Linked DNA regions of Mus musculus: region 2 is linked to region 1. A link is a contact called in ENCODE Hi-C or POLR2A ChIA-PET data. All regions are on one chromosome and are shown on one strand. Each heading gives the region's core, a stretch centred on a gene start or an enhancer-like site at or near the end of the contact. The rest is flanking DNA. Distances are from core to core; before and after follow the strand shown.

The links. Hi-C counts contacts between places; a loop is a spot of excess contacts on that map. ChIA-PET counts read pairs that join two places held with the same protein, here RNA polymerase II (POLR2A).
Region 2: POLR2A ChIA-PET joins it to region 1 with 47 read pairs in embryonic stem cell. The contact joins the enhancer-like site here to the promoter of Rcn2 in region 1. A Hi-C loop is called at or near these places in 1 of 37 maps with a recorded cell type or tissue (heart). POLR2A ChIA-PET finds 5 or more read pairs at or near these places in 4 of 5 experiments (Patski and embryonic stem cell).

The regions. Positions count from the first base shown.
Region 1 is chr9:56,039,589-56,044,495 of GRCm38, reverse strand. Rcn2 (reticulocalbin 2) reads right to left here and starts at 2,651. Exons shown (of 7, transcript NM_011992.2): 1 at 2,292-2,651; 2 at 1,816-1,921. The coding sequence starts at 2,444.
Region 2 is chr9:56,072,066-56,076,972 of GRCm38, reverse strand. No RefSeq gene overlaps it. Among named protein-coding and RNA genes, the nearest start is that of Pstpip1, 15 kb to the left of the region's middle. Within about 2 kb of position 1,977, at least 1 of the 3 ENCODE cell types and tissues checked has a DNase peak (open chromatin) inside an H3K27ac peak, as active enhancers do; it is heart, where a contact is called at or near this core.

The DNA.
Region 1 (4,907 bases), core at 1,402-3,901:
TAACTGCCGGTATTCTCTTGGTGCCTGAAGGCATAGAGAACAAGTTCAAAAATTTCAAATGCCCCTTTTCAGATTCATGATTTCTTCGTAGAGGCAATTATTACACTGCATTATAGAAGATAGGTAAGGAGGTTACAACGAATATTTGCAAGAAGAGCATGAGTGTACAGCACTTGGCTTAAAGGTAATGTGCATCAAGAGACTAAAGACCGCTGCTTCTCTGCTGGCTTATAAAGGCTCAGGTACATAGACACGCACAGATGATTTCTACTTCCCACTCCAAGACCCTAATATTTATTATGCAACCATCCATTGACCCAACTTATAATCATCACTATTTCAGTTAATAAAACTGAGGTTCAGAAAGGCCCAAGGTTTCACAGCTAAGAGTCTATAGACCCTCACCTGCTTTTGGCTTCAGAGCTCTAACAATGGTGTTTTGTTACCTCTTGAGAACGTCTACTATTTTTAAAGTTGTGGGTCTCTCCTTATTGCCCAAGCTGGTCTGCGTTTTTTGGTTTAAGTGTGCCTCAGGGCCTTTGGGCCCAGCTTTAGACTCCAAGCTCTGGCCCTCAAAACTCAAATCAGTAACGTTCTCTTAAGGGTCCTCCAGAGGTTTGTGTTTCCTTAAGCACAACGAGTGTTTCTTCTACCTTAAAGGACTTAGTGGAGCCTAGTAGGAAGCAGAATGTATCAGGGACCAGAAGCACAGGCTCACATTGCAGCTTGGCCCTAAACCATAGCTTACCTTTCAAACTCTTTACCTATAAAATGAAGATCAGACTATTTAAGCACATCTAGACCCCAACAAGTACTAAAGTCTTCTAGATCAACTCCATTTGTAAACAAGGCAGACCACTATCCTTCTATTAGCTTAGAGATTTCATCATGGTTTAACAGGAACAAGCCTGAGGGCACCAATGTGACTATTTATTGACAGCATTTCCCTGTTCCGTAACTTCATTATCTGGATGCTGACCAACACTAAAAGGAGAGACACCACAAACAGCTTGCTGTCACAAGGACAGATTCTGAACCTTCAAAAGATCAACCCAGAATACCTGATAGTATAGGTAGAATTCTGATAGATTCAAGGTTCACTTGAGGAAGAAATTGCTAGTAATTTATTTAGAATATTCTTTTACACTGTACGTTCCATTTCTGCCTAAGAACATACCTAAGAGCACTCTTTTGTTGTTTGTTTTGAATGAAGAACATTAAAAATTGAATTAAGGCTAAGAGCTGAATTCCACTCCTGGGTTTGCCATTTATTTAAAAATAAGGTTTTCCCTCCTGAATGTGACTTTCTTCAACTCTATGAAGAGATAGATAAGCTGGTTCTAAGTCCCCATTAGCACCATTTTTTTTAATGTTTCGATATAATTCACATTTGATGGGATGTTTCTATTTGCTAATTGTTATAATAAACTAATAAAAGCAGATTCTTAAAATTCCTACATACTGAAGGAATGTTGTATCATGTGATGTGCTAAGAAAGGTTTGGGCAAGTGTCTCTAAAATGAACCATACTATGGACAATGAGAAAAGTGATGTGAGGAAGAGTCTGTCTCAAGGTATGACTGGCAAACTTATTCTCTTAGGGCCAGTAACATTTACATACCATCAAAGCACTGATTTTACTTGTAGCCCACCTTCCAGGCATAAGAACTATTTTCCATATCACAGTTACTTTTAGCTTGTTAGAACACCAGCAATCTACTAGAATTCAATAGACAACAGTTTTTTTTTTTTAAATGTACATTAATTTCCTACAAAGGGCTTTCTCCATTGTTGGTGGTGCAAGTCAGTCCTTACTTTCAGTAAGAAAGCCATCAGAGTCCGAGTCAATTTTCTTTATGATCGACTGCAATCGTCTTTGCTGCTCTTCGTGGCCAAGTTTAACATACTCATCGACGTCTTCCTTTTGGGAGGGAAACCACACACAGGAGAATCAAGCATTACAATCAGTGGGGCGTGATGGTGGAAGGAAACAGAGCTACCACATGCCTCATTTGCCCCAGTGGTTTCAGGATGACCCACACTTCTCTTCAATACGCCCCCACTACCACTCTAAGTAATCCTGTCCCTGGATCCAGGAATAGAAAGAATCTTGTTCTGGAACTGCAACAGTACCACCAGCTTTACAGGCCTCAGGGTCTCCTAGAGCGAAAGCTGAGCCCCGCCCGGACCCCATTGTCAGGCCGCTCTTGCTAAGGCCTCTCTCTCTGGTCGTCCCGCTTTGTCACAGGACAAAGCCCATGGCGATGCGGTACCCAGCCTGGTATCCTCACCTGGACACCCAGCAGCGCTTCGCGGTCGTAGTCCGCCCGGTGCTCGCCCTGCGGGTAGTGCAGTTCCTCCGCCTTGCTGGCGCCAGCCACCGCGGCGTACAGCAGCAGCGGCAGCAGCAGTCCTAGCGCCGCGGGCCTTGGGCCCAGCCGCATCGCGCCCGCTCGGCGAGGACGCAGAAAGCCGCGAGGAGGGAGGCAGGCGGAGCCGGGGCTTGGCAGCCTTGCTTCACGGGCAGCCACAGAGGGGCGGCGCTGCATGTGGGGGGCGGGGGTCGTCAGTGGCGGCGGTGGCCGGGGCTCCACACCCCAGCCTGAAGTCTGTCGACTACTGCGTTGCTGAGGCCCGCCAGGCCCTGCCTTATATGGCCGCGGGGGCGGAGGCGGGTCCAGAGCGCTATACCTGTTGCTGATTGGGTCGTGCTACCCTGGGGGCGGGACCTTGCTATTGCCTCCTACTAGAATCTGCAGGCGAGCCAGCTGCTGGGGCCACGGGACCCCTGCGGGCCCCTTCACCTTTGCCGCCGTACCCTTGAGAAGATAGCCCCAATTCCACAGCACTTTGCCTTTTCCTTTCAGTCTCATTCATGGCGGGAAGTTCTTTGGCCATTCTGTGAGTCTGTCCTGGCTTCCATCAGTGGGAGAGAGAGCCTGGAGATTTTGGTGCAAAACAGCACAGTATTATATCTCAAAGAAATCAGAACAGACCAGCAGTATCCATTTCCCAGGCTTCAGTGTGCCTTAGTTAATTTCTCCACAGCAGGAAATACAGTATCAGGAATTGCAGCCAAATGTTTGCATCTGATGTTCAATTCATATGACCTGGTTAAAGTATTGGGCCCTTAACCTCTTTGAGCTTTTATAAAATAGGCAACATTTTTTTCTTTTCTGTTTTTTTTTAAAGGAGACATTTAAATAGTTGTAAAACACGAATTAAATAATGTAATTTCATCCATGGGGGTGTGGGAAAGGATAGTTGTATAGAAAAATAGAAAAGGACTTTTTTTTTTTTTTTTTTGAGGGAGGATGTTGTCTTTCACATCTCATAACTATTGGATTGAGAGCAGGAATCCTGTTCCAAACTGAAAACTGTGTGGGTATGATTACAAAAATTTCTTGGGCCAGACTGGAATTTTTTTTATTAGATATTTTCTTCATTTACATTTCAAATGCTATCCCAAAAGTCCCCTATACCCTCCTCCCCCCGCCGCTACCCTACCCACTCACTCCCACTTCTTGGCCCTGACTTTCCCCTGTACTGGGGCATATAAAGTTTGCTAGACCAAGGGGCCTCTCTTCCCAATGATGGCCAACTAGGCCATCTTCTGCTACATATGCAGCTAGAGACACAAGCTCTGGGGGGTACTGGTTACTTCATATTGTTGTTCCACCTATAGAGTTGCAGACCCCTTCAGCTCCTTGGGTACTTTCTCTAGCTCCTACATTGGGGGCCCTGTGGTCCATCCTATAGATGACTGTGAGCATCCACTTCTGTATTTGCCAGGCACTGGCAAAGCCCCACAGGAGACAGCTATATCAGGGTCCTTTCAGCAAAATCCCTCTGGCATATGCAATAGTGTCTGCGTTTGGTGGCTGATTATGGGATGGATCCCCGGGTGGGGCAGTCTCTGGATGGTCCATCCTTTCATCTTAGCCCCAAACTTTGTCTCTGCAACTTCTTCCATGGATATTTTATTCCTTATTCTAGGGAGAAATGAAGTATCCACGAGTTGGTCTTCCTTCTTGATTTTCTTGTGTTTTGGAAGTTGTATCTTGGGTATTCTAGGTTTCTGGGATAACATCCACTTATCAGTGAGTGCATATTAAGTGACTTCTTTTGTGATTGGGTTACCTCACTCAGGATGATATTCTTCAGATACACCCATTTGCCCAAGAATTTCATAAATTAATTGTTTTTAATAGCTGAGTAGTACTCCATTGTGTAGATGTACCACATTTTCTGTATCCATTCCTCTATTGAGGGACATCTGGGTTCTTTCCAGCTTCTGGCTATTATAAATAGGACTGTTATGAACACAGTGGAGCATGTGTCCTTATTACCAGTTGGAACATCTTCTGGATATATGCCCAGGAGAGGTATTGCTGGATCCTCCGGTAGTACTATGTCCAGTTTTCTGAGGAACCGCCAGATTGATTTCCAGAGTGGTTGTACAAGCTTGCAATCCCACCAGCAATGGAGGAGTGTTCCTCTTTCTCCACATCCTCGCCAGCATCTGTTATCACCTGAATTTTTGATCCTAGACAGTCTGACTGATGTGAGGTGGAATCTCAGGGTTGTTTTGATTTGCATTTCCCTGATGATTAAGGATGTTGAACATTTTTTCAAGTGCTTCTCAGCCCTTCAGTATTCCTCGGTTGAGAATTCTTTGTTTAGCTCTGTACCCCATTTTTAATGGGGTTATTTGAATTTCTGGAGTTCAGCTTCTTGAGCTCTTTGTATATATTGGATATTAGTCCCCTATCAGATTTAGGATTGGTAAAAATCCTTTCCCAATCTGTTGGTGGCCTTTTTGCCTTATTGACAGAATCTTTTGCCCTACAGAAGCTTTGCAATTTTATGAGGTCCTGTTTGTCGATTCTTGATCTTACAGCACAAGT
Region 2 (4,907 bases), core at 728-3,227, 33 kb before region 1:
TGGATAAGTAACTCTCTTCTCCTGGTCAGGTTTTGTCACCCCTCTGAGAAATGAGGCTGTTGGTGCTCAGTGCATCCAACTGTCCCCTTTCTCAGAGAGTCCATGAAAAACAACAACAACAACAACAACAACAACAACAACAACAACATCCCAATGCTGTTATTCATAGCCTCTGTCCCCACTGAAGGCAGCTTGGAATCTTGGGGAATAGAGGACTGTAGGGTATCCATATGAGGCCACATCCAGTTAACTCCTTGTGGGTGGCCATGAGCTAGATAAAAGCTGCTGTCCCTCAACACAGGCAGAGAGCCTGAGGCTTTCTCACGCAGTCTTACATAGATATAAGTGTATGGGTAGCCCAAGGCATCCCCTCCCTATATGCTGCCTTAACCACTGGCCTGGGATCTGAGGATTACAGACAGGCCTCACACTGGCTCTGATCAGCAATTATAACCAAGAAGATCTAAGAAATACAATGGATATGCCCTCCCCACCGCAGCCCCAGCACATACTCTGCCTAGAGAAACCAGCATAATAACAGCCTTGACCAGCACAGTCTCCCATCAATCCCAGGAAGGTAGTCTGGGGCCCTGGGGCTCACAGAGAGTCTTTCTACAGCTACCCAGCAGTTAAGGGGCTTGGCTGGATGCCTTCCCAGGCCTGCACTTAGCGATACCCCCCTCCCCAGACTGTTTGTCCACTTGCTGTTGCAGGGTCACTGAGCCTGCACCCAGAGACAGGGCTGTAGAAGGAGCAAGATACAGCCTCTGTTCTTGGAGAGTTTATAGTTCAGAATGAGGCCCCAGACAGGGTTTAATAACAGAGGGTTAAAAAGCTGTCGCTACAGGAAGTGAAGTGTCAGAGAGCGGCTGCGGCATCTGCTGTTGAATGAAAGGCTGGCTGGCCAACTGAAAGAGGAAGCTGTTTAGAGAGCAGGAGAGGACAGGAGTGATTCGAAGAGGTAGGCCTTGAGACAGGGGTCCAGAGGGCAAAGAAAAGCCTCCTTTAAGCAGGGAGGTAGTGGTGCACGCCTTTAATCCCAGCACTTGGTGGGTTTAAGGCCAGCCTAATTTACAGAGTGAGTTTCAGGACAGCCAGGGACACAAAGAGAAACCCTGTCTCAAAAAACAAACAAAACAAGACAATCTCTCCAATTGTTGTGTGGCTGTTTCTACCTGTGACTAAGGCCACCCTGTCCCTCAGTTCTTAGACAGAAAACAGGCAAAAAGGAGATGGAATCTCAATGCCAGGCAGGGTGTCAGGCAGGGTGTGGGAGCGAATCTCTTCTAGGCCACACTGGGAAAGGCCTGAATCAATAGAACAGATTCCTGAGTCTAGGACAAAGTTGGGTACTGAGTAAGGTTGGGGCTGGCCAAGCTATAACACCGGAGGGGCTGGTTGTCCAGGGTTACAGTTAGGCAGAGCCAACATCCTGAAGGTTTTTTCCTCTGCTCTTACTGTGTGTTCTTGTCTGCTCTTACTGTGTGTTCTTGTCCCTGTCTCCTGGGAGATGACCTTGGTTCAAGCGCTGGCCTTGAGTTGTTAAAGAACAGCGACCCCTGGAGGTCAATAGGATGTAGCGGTGGAAATCAGCACAAGCACCTCTGAAACCCTGAGCCTGGGCCAGGAAGCAACCATTCTTTGTTTGGTGTAAGACTCTAGAGCTTCCTGTGGTGGCTTCTGCTCATTAGTGAAGCTGCCCCTGTTCAGACACTTAAATGATAGGAACAGATGAGAAGACCTGGCATGGAGGTGCCATATGATGCCAGTATGCCCCAGTCCTCTAATTCTGCTCGCCCTTTTTCAGCCCTCAGCGCCCTGATCCTGAGCTGTGCACCCCGGGACAAGCTCAGTATTTGGTACTTTCAAGCAAATCCTCTGGAGAGCTCAGTGCTCTCAACTGGACTCCAGGGTGTATTCTTCCAGCGCAGAGGAAATGGTGTCGCTGCGCAACAGTTCTGACCTTCCTACTCAAATCCCATTGAGTTCAGTCTAGAGGTACGGGAAGATGGGGAGGCCTCGTGGCTCTTCAAACTTCCAGAGTTACGACTCTGCCAGGCGCAGAGAAGGGGTATTGGCGTCTGCTGTGCTAACACGTTTCCAGACTAAAACCTTTTTTATGAGCCTCATGACTCAGGTATCTTGTGTTGAGAAATGAGAAGCAACTGGAGTCCACCAGCCTGGGAATGGATGAGACATGGAAGCAGAAAGGAGGAGACTAGACGAGATCGTGACACACATCGCTGCCGTACACTAGAAATAGATGCATTGATACAAGCTTATATTTGGCAACATGTTATTATTTCTGGTGTTAATAAAATTGATATGCATGCAGCTTCCTCCCACTTCAGGTTAGACTCAAAATACATTTATACATTTATAACATGTTTTTACCTGCAAACTGGACATGAACTTTATAGAACAACGTATGTGTCTCACCTACATCATATGTCCTTCGATTAGCAAGTTTTAAAGACTCATATACATTTGAGATATTTTAGTGGTATTAAAAGATTTATTTTTATTTTATATCTAGGAGTGTTTTACCTGTGTGTATCTATGTGCAGTGCCCGAGTAGGGTTCCAGACCCCTGGTACTGGGCTAACAGACAGTTGTGAGCCACCGTGTGGTGCTGGGAATTGAACTTCCATCCTCTGGAGGAGCAGACAGTGTTCTTAACCACTGAGCTATCTCTTCAGCCTAGTGGTATCAACACTTTCTAATTTAATTTAAATTTTTATTTACAGGAAATAATTAACTTGGTTCCAATGTCAAATGTACAAAACTATACGTGTTCAAACTTAGTCCAGATAAATTTATGTTATATTTTTGTTTATGAGCCTAGCTGTTACCGATGTGTTTATAAAAAGTTTGGTGGATGTGTAGTGAGGTGTGGGGGAAGGGAGTGTCTCCAAGAGCCCATGCTGAGGCATCCCTTCCCCCTGAGGGATCAGCCACATGACTGATACAGTATAGAATAGAGTTTATTTAGGGTATGGGGAGGGGAGTTGAGAGGGTAGTAGAGACAGAGAAAGGCAGAGGGCGGAGAGTAGAGAAGAGGAGTGGAGGAGTAGAGGCCAGCCATGAGCTGGAGGAGAGATAGGAGGGAGGGGGATGGGGAGGGGGGGGAAAGGGTGAGGGAACAGAGAGGGACCAAGAAGGCAAGAGCAAGAGAGAGCACTGAGGTAGCAAGCAGCCCCCTCCCTTTTTTTTTTTTTTTTTTTTTTTTTTTTTGGGTTTTTTGAGACAGGGTTTTTCTGTAGAGCCCTGGCTGTCCTGGAACTCACTTTGTAGACCAGGCTGGCCTTGAACTCAGAAATCCGACTGTATCTGCCTCCCAAGTGCTGGGATTAAAGGTGTGCACCACCACCGCCCTGCAAGCAGCCCCTTTTATAGAGAGTCAGGCATACATAACTGTGAGGCGGAGCTAACTGTTGCAAAGTAACTGTGGGGCGGAGCTTAGACAAAATGCTAATAGTTACCATTTCTCCAGCCCTCAGTTTCTTTTTCATCTCTTCCACCATCTCTCCCCTTCTTTCTACTGTAGTGGCATCTTGCTGGGTTATCCTTCCATTCCTATCTGTTTTCAATATAAACTTTTACAAGTCAGACACACTTTTTCTTTTGTAAGAATTTGTCATCTATGAAGACAGACTTTCTTCTTTTTTTTTTAGTGCTGTTTAGTACTTTTCCTGCTTGAGCTTGTCTTTTTGTTTGTTTGATTAACCCATCGATTGACCTTCTGGCAGACAGATAAGCCAGACTGAGGAGGATGCTGTCTGGACTTTATCCTTAGAATGATCTGGAGCTGCGGATAAGTGCTATTTGGGCCTGAGGGAGTTTCCTCTGTGGAGTGACACACTTGTTTAGGATTTACATCCAAATAGTTTCAGACTGAAATACAATATGCAATTAATTGCAGGGCCTTTTGTAATGGGAAACAGGCAGATCTCCACAACTTCAATGTTTTTGTTTTTCTCTCAAAGAGGAAAGGAACATTCTCAGCTTAAAGATGTTTAGAGTGGTCACAGGGGCAGGAGAAAGACTGCATGGTCCACAGGCTCTGCTGAGAGCCTGTAAGTTCTGAGCAGGGAAGGGAGGGCCCTGGTTGGACAGCCTTTAGAACAGCCCACAGCCGTCTCAGATTCGCCTTCTTGAGAGCTGGGGCAATTCTCCTGTTCTCTCTGAGGCTCCATCAGGAAGCTCACAGAACCACCTTCAAGTGGGTTTTCCATGGCATGACCAGACCAACTCCACCTGTTGGCAAGGCTTTGGCTATGCCCACTCTTTTACCCCTTCTTCCATCTGTACCAAAGCTGGGCACATAAAAGCTATAACCTTACCAACAATTTGTCATTGCTTGCTGTAGATCCTTGGCTGGGTGCCATCCCTGCTCAGGGGTCTGGGAGGCATGGGGTTGCAGTAGAGCACCTTTTGAGCATTGTCATCTTGGCGATACCACACCCAAGGAAGCTGATGGGCACCTCAGGGGAAGGCTGAGAAAAGGGGTTAACAGAGCTTAATTTTGAAAAGCCATCAGAGAAATAAAGAGTCAGAGGGGCTAGCACTAGAAGGGACCATGGTTGCCACCTCAGAGATTCTAGAGAGGTGTCCTGGGGATGAGGTCATGTGGTTAGAGCCGTGATTCCCATCCCTCTCCTTGGATCTGCTGTTTCTTAAGTTGAGATGCCTTGGCATACCGTCTCACCTGAAGAAGAGTTGTTCTGCTTTGAAACTGCAAAATGTTGACCTTAGTACAGTTCCTTGCCTAATGTAAAAATTGCCTGGGCCAGCAAGAGGGTTCAGCAGGTAAAGGGTCTTGCTGCCAAGCATGATGAACTAAGTTCAATAACTGAGACCCACCTGGTATGAAAGAGAGAATCAACTCCTGCAATTTGTCTTCTTAC